Linked DNA regions of Homo sapiens: all the other regions are linked to region 1. A link is a contact called in ENCODE Hi-C or POLR2A ChIA-PET data. All regions are on one chromosome and are shown on one strand. Each heading gives the region's core, a stretch centred on a gene start or an enhancer-like site at or near the end of the contact. The rest is flanking DNA. Distances are from core to core; before and after follow the strand shown.

Evidence for each region. Hi-C counts contacts between places; a loop is a spot of excess contacts on that map. ChIA-PET counts read pairs that join two places held with the same protein, here RNA polymerase II (POLR2A). Pooled maps may share reads with other maps.
Region 2: a pooled map shows a loop between it and region 1 (13-fold over the local background). The contact joins the promoter of TXNDC11 here to the promoter of BFAR in region 1. A Hi-C loop is called at or near these places in 1 of 37 single-sample maps with no recorded cell type and 10 of 50 pooled maps. POLR2A ChIA-PET finds 5 or more read pairs at or near these places in 1 of 52 experiments (AG04449).
Region 3: a loop to region 1 is called in a map with no recorded cell type, with 8 times the contacts of the local background. The contact joins the promoter of TNFRSF17 here to the promoter of BFAR in region 1. A Hi-C loop is called at or near these places in 1 of 168 maps with a recorded cell type or tissue (ascending aorta), 2 of 37 single-sample maps with no recorded cell type and 7 of 50 pooled maps.

The regions. Positions count from the first base shown.
Region 1 is chr16:14,631,308-14,634,469 of GRCh38, forward strand. BFAR (bifunctional apoptosis regulator) reads left to right here and starts at 1,644. Exons shown (of 8, transcript NM_016561.3): 1 at 1,644-1,711. RefSeq lists enhancers at 1,089-1,656, 1,657-2,226.
Region 2 is chr16:11,741,419-11,744,580 of GRCh38, forward strand. TXNDC11 (thioredoxin domain containing 11) reads right to left here and starts at 1,439. Exons shown (of 12, transcript NM_015914.7): 1 at 1,059-1,439. The coding sequence starts at 1,312. It overlaps TXNDC11-AS1 (TXNDC11 antisense RNA 1), which reads left to right and starts at 1,596. Exons shown (of 1, transcript NR_186412.1): 1 at 1,596-3,088. RefSeq lists silencers at 887-1,556, 1,419-1,941.
Region 3 is chr16:11,963,584-11,966,745 of GRCh38, forward strand. TNFRSF17 (TNF receptor superfamily member 17) reads left to right here and starts at 1,627. Exons shown (of 3, transcript NM_001192.3): 1 at 1,627-1,871; 2 at 2,612-2,758. The coding sequence starts at 1,742. It also overlaps a transcript of NPIPB2 not described here. RefSeq lists enhancers at 1,175-1,294, 1,415-1,854.

The DNA of each region.
Region 1 (3,162 bases), core at 394-2,893:
ACTATGTCGAGTGCAACATATGAGGCCCGGCCCTAATGGAATTGTATGTTGGTTTGGGGTTGCTGTTCTCCAATGCCTAGCACTGGGCTGACACGTAGTAGACACTCAATAAGCATGGGTTGAATGAATACATTCAGGTTGGTCTTTCACAAAAGCCAACTATGAAAAGTTGGTTAGTGCCGGATGCGATGGCTCACGCCTGTGATCCTGGCACTTTGGGAGGCCGAGGCAGGCGGATTGCTTGAGGCCAGGAGCTCGAGACCAGCCTGGGCAACACGGTGAAACCCCATCTCTACTAAAATACAAAGAATTAGCCTGGCGTGGTGGCGCACCCCTGTAGTCCCAGCTACTCGGGAGGCTGAGGCAGGAGAACTGCTTGAACCCGGGAGGCGGAGGTTGCAGTGAGCCAAGATTGTGCCACTGCACTCCAACCTGGGCGACAGAGCGAGACTCCGTCTCCAAAACAAACAAACGAACAAAAGGAAAGTTGATTAGAAGACCTATTTTCAAAATCTATCTCAGCCACTTATTAGTTCTGGAATGCATTAAACCTTCCTAAACCTCAATTTCCTGGGATTGTATTGAGGCTCAGTGGTGCTAATGAATGTGAACTGGGAAGCAGCGTATTAATAAATCTGTATAAATAACTGTTTAATGGGGGCCTGGCGCCATGACTCACACCTGTAATCCCAGCGTTTTCGGGGGCTGAGGCAGGAGAATCGCCTGAACCCAGGAGTTCCAGACCAGCCTGGGGAAAAGAGCGAGACCCTGTCTCCATAAAAATAAAATGAAATTTTAAAATGAGCCAGGCGTGGTTGTGCACGCCCGTAGTCCCAACTATTCACGAGGCTGAGGTGGGATAATCGCTTGAACCCGGGAGGCGGAGGTTGCAGTGAGCCAAGATCGTGCCACTGTACGCCAGCCTGGCGGGTGAGAGTGAGACTCTGTCTCAAAAACAAACAACAACAACAAAACAAAACCAAATAATCAGCATAAGTTCTAGACGCTGTGACCTAGACGCTGGGAAGGGGCGAAACGTGGTGATAAGAAAACCATTTCAAGCTGTACGAGGTGGCTCACGCCTGTAATCGCAGCACTTTGTAAGGCTGAGGCAGGAGGATCCCTTGACGCCATATGTTCAAGATCAGCCTGGAAAACGCAGCGAGACCCCATCTCTACGAAAAAAAAAATATTTTAATAGAAATAAAAGTCATTTAATTCCGATTCTTAACACCGTAAATTGAACGTATAGTCCTGTGATTTTCTACATAAAATGTGAAGGCAAAAAATAACTGTAGAGAGTACGGTGCGGCCTTGTAATATTTTAATTTCTAGGCAAAGCTTGTATCCTCCGGATACAAGAACAGCCGCCCAGGAGGAGCGGAAACTGACACACACCCGTCACCCCTTGGGCTGTGACTGCCGAGCCCGGGTACTCGGTCTCTGGGTGAAGAGGAAGGGGCGGGACCGGCGGTATTACGCATGCGCCCACTTCCTCCGGCTGGGAGTGGCCGCTCTAGGCAGCGGGGAGGTCGCGGGGTTGAGGGGGGTTGTGAAAGGAGAGCGGCCTCTCCTCTATGGTCACGGGGCCGGGGCACGCTTCCCCCACTCTGTCTTGTTACTTCCGGTAGCGAAGCCTCTCCCTCTTCCTCTGCTCCCGCGGGGTCTGTGCTGAGAATAATGGCCCGGTTGGCCCGGGACGAGTGGAATGGTAAGCCGCGACACGGCTGGGGGGTGCTGAGGGGGCGACTCGGGCTTGATATCGGGGAGTGATGTGGAAGACGGAGCGGGAATCCCTTCTGCGGAGCCTCCCCAGCCGGGTCGTAGGAGGCGCGCGGGGCCTCTCCTCACGCAGGCCCGAGTCCTGAGCATCCCCACTCCTGGCCGCGGGGTTCGGACCCCAGCTTGGCCAACTGCGCTATCCCTTCCCGAGAGCCCCACGTCCGCACAGCCGGTCGCTGGGCCTCGCCTGCGTCCTTTCGGGGGTCAGGGTCAGAGCCACTCCCTCCTGGGGCTCCCTAGGGCGGGAAGGAGGAGGGGTCGCTTCCAAACACCTTGGAGGGGAACCACGGGGCGCCTGCCCGCCAGGAGCGCTTGCCACACCCTGCAACAGCCGGACCAGAATTGATGAGGCTTCTGATAGTCGCCACGCTGAGTTTACGGTCTAATTGTCGAGGCACGTTCCTGGCCTAAGGCGGAGCGATTGTGCCCATTCTTTAAAGTAGGGTGACCGAAGCGCAGAAGGGAGAAAGTGAAATCCCAAAGTCACACTGGGGCCAGGCAAGAACTCGGCTCTTCTGATTCTGCGACTTGCGGCTCGGAAATAACTTAGGCAAAAGAGAATTTTCTTTTTTTTCTTTTTAGAGACGGAGTCTTGCCCTGCCGCCCAGGCTGGAGTGCGGTGGAGCAATCTCGGCTCACTGCAACCTCCGCCTCCCAGGTTCAAGCGATTCTCTTGCCTCAGCCTTCTGAGTAGCTGGGATTACGGGCCCGCGTAACCACGCCCGGCTGATTTTTGTATTTTTAGTAGAGACGGGGTTTCACCATGTTGGTCAGACTGTTCTCGAACTCCTGGCCTCAAGTGACCCACTCGCCTCGGCCTCCCAAAGTGGGGAGATTACAGGCGTGAGCCACCGCGCCCGGCCGAGAATTGTCTTTTATTAAAAAAGCCGGCGGGAGGGGGCGACAGATGAGAGTCAGGTTGTGTCTAAACGGGGACCTTTGGAGGGGCAGGAGGCAGCATCCCAGCTTCCGCGGAAAACAGAGTGAGAGCCTAGACGCTGTTAAGCCCTCAACTGTCGCCATTGGGTCCTCCCCGCCGAAGCCCATTGGTCGGTCCTTTGCAAGGGGGGTGGTCTTGATGTCATGCTCCAAATCGCCAATAGGAAAGAGCTTTACTCTCTTCCCAGGACACACCCCCGAGCCGGCAGGGACTGCACGTGCTGATGGGGTTGTTTTGTTTGTTCTTGTCGCTGCTGTTTTCTCAACATCCAGCCTGGGTGTATCCTGACAGGTGTGCTCTGCATTTCCCTATATCCATAAACTTGATGGAGACATTGTATTTCTCCAGGGCAGTTCTTTTTGTTTGCTTTTTGGTTCCAGCGTTTGGCAGTGCCACTAAGTAGGTAGCCATCACTCAATAAATGCTGCTATTGATAATTC
Region 2 (3,162 bases), core at 189-2,688, 2.9 Mb before region 1:
ACACCCCAGCCTACTGTCAGGCCTTTTTATCAATTCCAGGGAAACACCAAGCTTGCCCAGCCTCAGAAACTCTGCATTTGCTGTTCGCTCTACCGTGGACACGCTCCCCCGGGATCTTCCCAGCGCTGGTCCCTTCTCCTTTTTGTATAAGCTTCAAATGTCACTTCCTTAGGAAGTCTTTCCCCACCGCCATCGTTTCTATGCCCTGCATAGCACTGAAGCTTTAAAAAATTATATTTACTTGTTCACTGTCCCATCCACTCAAGGGAGCAAAAAGTTCACCCGGACGAGCGTCCGGCACATAGTAGGTGCAGATAAATAATCGTTAGATCAGGCCGGGTGCGGGGCTCTCGCCTGTAATCCCAGCACTTTGGGAGGCCGAGACGGGTGGATCACGTGAGGTCAGGAGTTCGAGACCAGCCTGGCCAACGTGGTGAAACTCTGTCTCTACTAAAAATACAAAAATTAGCCAGGCGTGGTGGCGCGCGCCTGTAATCCGAGCTACTCAGGAGCTGAGGCAGAAGAACCCCTTGAACCCGGGAGGCGGAGGTTTCAGTGAGCCGAGATCGCGCCACTGCACTCCTGCCTGGGACACAATGCGTGACTCCGTCTCAAAATAAAAATAATCGTTAGATCAATGAGTGCGGGAATTCTAAAAGGGGTCTGGAACTCTCGCAAGGTTGTGGATCACTACACCTGAAGCTTAAGGGGAATGAAATCGGTGAGAAATGAGGGTCCTACAGCCCGGGCCGAAGTGACAGGTCCACCCCTAGTGACTCCAACAGGTGAGGAGCACCCCCGACCCGCCTCCCTCGGCACTAAAGCGGGACGATAGGGCGCAGGGCTCCACCCGGAAGCCTCGCCATAATGTCCGCGGGCGGGCCGGGGCGAGGAGAAGGTGGGAAGCCGTGGCCGCAGGTTCCGGGAGGGGTCAGCCGTCCTGGGCAAGGTCAGGCCCGACTTCCCCGGCTGAGGCCGCTGCGACCCGGCCCTGCAGGCTCCAGGCGGCAGAGCAAGGGGAGCGCCCTAGCGGGGCCCCAGGGTCCGGGCCGCCTCACCTGCAGGTGAACTTGAGGGCGAGGAGCAGCGCGCAGCCGAGCGCCACGGCCCCGCAGAGCAGCTCCGGCCGCTGGCGCGCCATGAGGAAGGCGCCACGCAGCCCGCGACGGAGCCGGCCCGCCGAGGACGCTGTGGCCAGGGTCGGGCTCGAGCTGAGGCAGTCTGAGCCCGCGGGGCCGCCGCCGCCCCCTCCCTCGTCCTCGGCGTCCTCGCTGCTGCTGCTGCCGCCGCCGCGGCCTCCGCATTCCGACATTACATGCTCCCAGTCGCCGGCTTTATACCGCCGCCGCCGCCTCGGGCCCGAAGGCCCGGCCCGGCCCGTTGCTCCCCAATCCCGCAGCTCGCCGCACCCGCTAACCCGGACGCTCCACGTCAGCCGCGCCGCCGCCGCGGGGTCCGCCCCACCTCACACCCCAGAGCACGCAGCTCCGCCCACCGCTCACGGAGTCCGGGCGGGCACCGACACCGCCCAAATCCCCGCCCCCAACGGGCCACGCCCTGCACCCTACGTAAATGCACGGAAGCCTTCCCCGCCCGCAGCCCAGTCTTGGCCCCACCGGTCACGACCCCGCTCACGGAGTCTGCGCAGGCGCCGTCGCGGGGCGTGGAGAAGCTGCTCCCTTGGGATAAGGCCCGCGGGGAATACTTGGAACCTTGACACCGCTGTAGTCTGCTCTCGCCGCGCTGGGTTTTAGGAGCCGTAACGACAATAATCGTGTCCACCATTCTCACTACAGGCCCCGAAGCACGTAGGTGCCGTTTTTTATCCCAACTTAACTGAAGAAAAAAAAAACACGGCCGGGCGCGGTGGCTCAAGCCTGTAATCCCAGCACGTTGGGAGGCCAAGGCGGGCAGATTACATGAGACCAGGCGTTCAAGACCAGCCTGGCCAACATGGTGAAACCTCGTCTCTACTAAAAATACAAATATATTAGCCGGGCGTGGTGGCGGGCGCCTGTAATCCTAGCTGCTTGGGAGGCTGAGGCAGAGAATTGCTTGAACCCTGGAGGCGGAGGTTGCAGTGAGTGGAGATGGCGCCACTGCACTCCCGTCTGGGGGAGAGAGAGAGAGAGACTCTTGTCTCAAAAAAAAAAAAAGGACTTGTCCTCCAATGTCAATAACAACAAACTAGACAAATAAAACTTCGAGGGCATTAAGGCAATATGGTGTTATGCCACAAACAGAAGGCACAGCTAACGGCCAGTAGCTGAGACGCCACCTCTGCCACAGGTCAGCTATGTGACCCACGTGCAAATCTCATCACTTCCTGTCTGGTTCTGCTTCTGTGGATGTAGAATGGGGCAATCAATGGCTGTCTTGCTCAATTGGCCAGACATTTAATGTGTCAACCACCCAGGCCCAACATGTTGTGAGTTCATGTACACCGACCATTTTGCTATTTCTTTTCTATATGTCACTTTTTTTTTTTTTTTGGTTGTTTTTTGATACAGGGTCTTGTGTCACCCAGGCTGGAGTGCAATGGCGCAATCATAGCACACTGAAGCCTTGACAACCCCAGCTCAAGCGATCCACCCCCGTCAGCCTCCCAAGTAGTAGGCAACACAGATGTGTGCGACTACGCCCAGCTAATTTTTTTTTTTTGTGGAGACAAGGTCTCTCCATGTTGCCTAGGCTGGTCTTGAACTCCTGGGCTCAAGCGATCTTCCCCCTTCGACCTCCCAAAGCGTTAGGATTATGTAAAAGCATGAGTCACTGCGCCCACCTGTCACATCTTTTTGTTTCTTCTATACTGCCTTATTTTGTAGAAAGTAGCTATTTTCTCGTATAACATTAATTCCTTTATTTTTAACTTGTCCCTCATCTCTGTTTTGTGTTATTATTACCCTTATTATCTATGTTACAAACCCAACCATACAGTGTTAATCTTGTTTTAAAAAGCTGAGAAAAAATATATAGTTACAGAGTTTTTTTAACCTTCTAATTTGCCACTTATACTTCTGTTGATTCCTTTGTGTAGATTAGAGTTACACAATTTATTGCTAAAGAAAATAAATATGGTCAAAAGTCACCAGTGTCCTCATTCACTGTAGCTTGCTGCAACAGAATTTACCCTACACTTCCATAAGACATCTGACATTTGCA
Region 3 (3,162 bases), core at 377-2,876, 2.7 Mb before region 1:
GAAGCCTTTTTTGTGCTCCCCTTCTTCCCCACCACTTACCTCAGAGATAATCACTATACTGAATTAGGAGTTTGCCATTTCCTCAAATTTTAATTGAGTCCTGCATTTTTGACAAACATCTGGACGTCTCTATATGGGTATTTCACTCAGTATGGTTAAAAGCAAATTCAAGCTGGGCTTAGTGGCTCACACCTGTAATCCCAGCGCTTTGGGAGGCCGAGGTGGGTGGATCACTTGACCCCAAGTGTTTGAGAGCAACCTGGGCAACACGGCAAAAACCCATCTCTACAAAAAATACAAAACTTACCAGGCGTGCTGGCGCATGTCTGTAGTCCCAGCTACTTGGAAGGCTGAGGTGGGCAGATCACCTGAACCCAGGAGGTGGAGGCTGCAGTGAGCTGTGATTGTGTCACTGCACTCAGCCTGGGAGACAGAGTGAGACTCTGTCAAAAAAAAAAAAAAAGGCAAATTCAAGTGATCCATTTATGTAAACAGAAAAATGCACTATATAAATGTATCTATCTAGAATTCAGGGATCGGTGAAACAAAAGACATCGCATCGGCAGGTCTGTTTGCAACTTCTGGGATACACCAGGTGTTAGCGGTGATGACTTCTGGATGCTTGGACTGTGGATTTTTAAAATGGTTTTATCTGCTCATCTGTATTTCTAAATTTTCAACAATGGAACATAGATTATTGTATTATTATTATAATACCCCAAACCTATCTTCCTCTCAGCCCTCTTTCCACGAGCTCTTACCCTAAATGTCTCTTTTTCTGTCAGTGGCATTGTGCGTCTTCCTTAGTGCATCACCTCTGATCTTCCTGTAGAATTTTTTTTTTTTTTGAGATAGAGTCTTGCTTTGTCACCCAGGCTGGAGCGCAGTGGCCTGATCTTGGCTTACTGCAAACTCCGCCTCCTGGGTTCAAGCACGTCTCCCTGCCTCAGCCTCCTGAGTAGCTGGGATCATAGGTGCCTGCCACCATGCCTGACTAATTTTTGTATTTTTAGTAGAGACGGGGTTTCACCATGTTGGCCAGGCTGTTCTGGAACTCCTGACCTCAAGTGATCCACCTGCCTCGGCCTCCCAAAGTGCTGGGATTACAGGAGAGCGCCACGGCGCCCAGCTTACACCAGACTACTTTTTAAAATGTTTTTGTAAAGTCAGGGTTTCGCCATGTTGCCCAGGCTGATTTTGAACTCCTGGGCTCAAGCAATCCTTTTGCCTTTTGACTCCCAAAGTCCTGGGATTACAGGTGTGAACCCCTGCAGCTGGCCTCAATGTTAAGATCTTAAGGGGCACAGCACAGACCTTGTCTTGTCTATCTCCCTGGCACCTCTCACAGAGTACAGCTTATTAACAGATGTTCCAGAAACTGTTACTGAACATTCGGCTTGATGCTGTGGGCTTGTCTGCATCTTGCAACTGTCACCTGGCTGAGAAATTTCTTCTATAAATAAGCAGTTTCTGTTTCAGATGTGATATGCCCTGATATTTACACCCTGTCTCTTACCCCATCCAAGACTCAAACTTAGAAACTTGAATTAGATGTGGTATTCAAATCCTTAGCTGCCGCGAAGACACAGACAGCCCCCGTAAGAACCCACGAAGCAGGCGAAGTTCATTGTTCTCAACATTCTAGCTGCTCTTGCTGCATTTGCTCTGGAATTCTTGTAGAGATATTACTTGTCCTTCCAGGCTGTTCTTTCTGTAGCTCCCTTGTTTTCTTTTTGTGATCATGTTGCAGATGGCTGGGCAGTGCTCCCAAAATGAATATTTTGACAGTTTGTTGCATGCTTGCATACCTTGTCAACTTCGATGTTCTTCTAATACTCCTCCTCTAACATGTCAGCGTTATTGTAATGCAAGTAAGTAATATTGCTTGAACGATTATTCATTGGTGTGAACTATTCTGTCTATATGGACTGCTTATTCAGAGAATCAACATAATGGGCATGATGGTGAGTTTTCTTGAATCAAAAAGAGAAAGGAAGCAAGGCAGTGATTTTAATGTTTATGGAAACAAAGTAATTATTTGGAACTGAACTTGATATGATTCAGCACTATTAGCAACATAGATTTTTTTTAAAAATCAGCTCTTCTAATTAAGTGATATTTAGAATTTAAAAGTCAATGTTCATTAATTAAGGTGATTGAATGGAAATAATCCATACTTGATTATTTTGCTATCAAAACAATCCATAATTCATTATTTTAGCAAAATAATCAAGTATGACAGCCGGGTGCGGTGGATGGCTCACACCTGTAATCCCAGCACTTTGGGAGGCCGAGGTGGGTGAATCACCTGAGGTCGGCAGTTTGAGGCCAGCCTGGCCAACCTGGTGAAACCCTGTCTCTACTAAAAATACAAAAAATTAGCTGGGCATGGTGGCACAGGTCTGTAATCCCAGCTACTCGGGAGGCTGAGGCAGGAGAATTGTTTGAACTTGGGAGGTGGAGGTTGCAGTGAGCCGAGATCGCGCCACTGCACTCTAGCCTGGGCAACAGAGCAAGACTTTGTCTCAAAATAAATAAATAAATAATAACAATAAAGTATGTGAATATTATGTTATCAGCTCATTATCTGTCTGATGTTCTTTTCATAAAGGTGTGACCAATTCAGTGAAAGGAACGAATGCGATTCTCTGGACCTGTTTGGGACTGAGCTTAATAATTTCTTTGGCAGTTTTCGTGCTAATGTTTTTGCTAAGGAAGATAAACTCTGAACCATTAAAGGACGAGTTTAAAAACACAGGTTGGTTTGATGGTGAATCTTTGAAATCTATTTCCAGGGGATGGCTATTGTGAGTTTCAGTTCCTTTTCTTTTTTTAGCGTTGACTATTTCACTTCGTTACAGCCCTTTCGAATGTGTTAGAACATTGTTACATTAAATGAACTTGGTAGAGGTGAGCCATCTTCATTCTGATTTTGACACCTTGGCAGATTTTCTACAATGTCAGTCTTCTCCAGGATTCTTCCACTGTTAATTACTCTATTGAAAGTACTAAGGCTTTCTTGGGAAACATCAGTCTCTTTGACTAAAGTTAGCACATCGATTAAATGCCACATTATCAGAAACTCCTAGCCAGGTCTGCTACTGTCAGGAAAAGCATATTTGTCAAGATCTATGGTCATGTTTTTATACAAATATAGGTGTT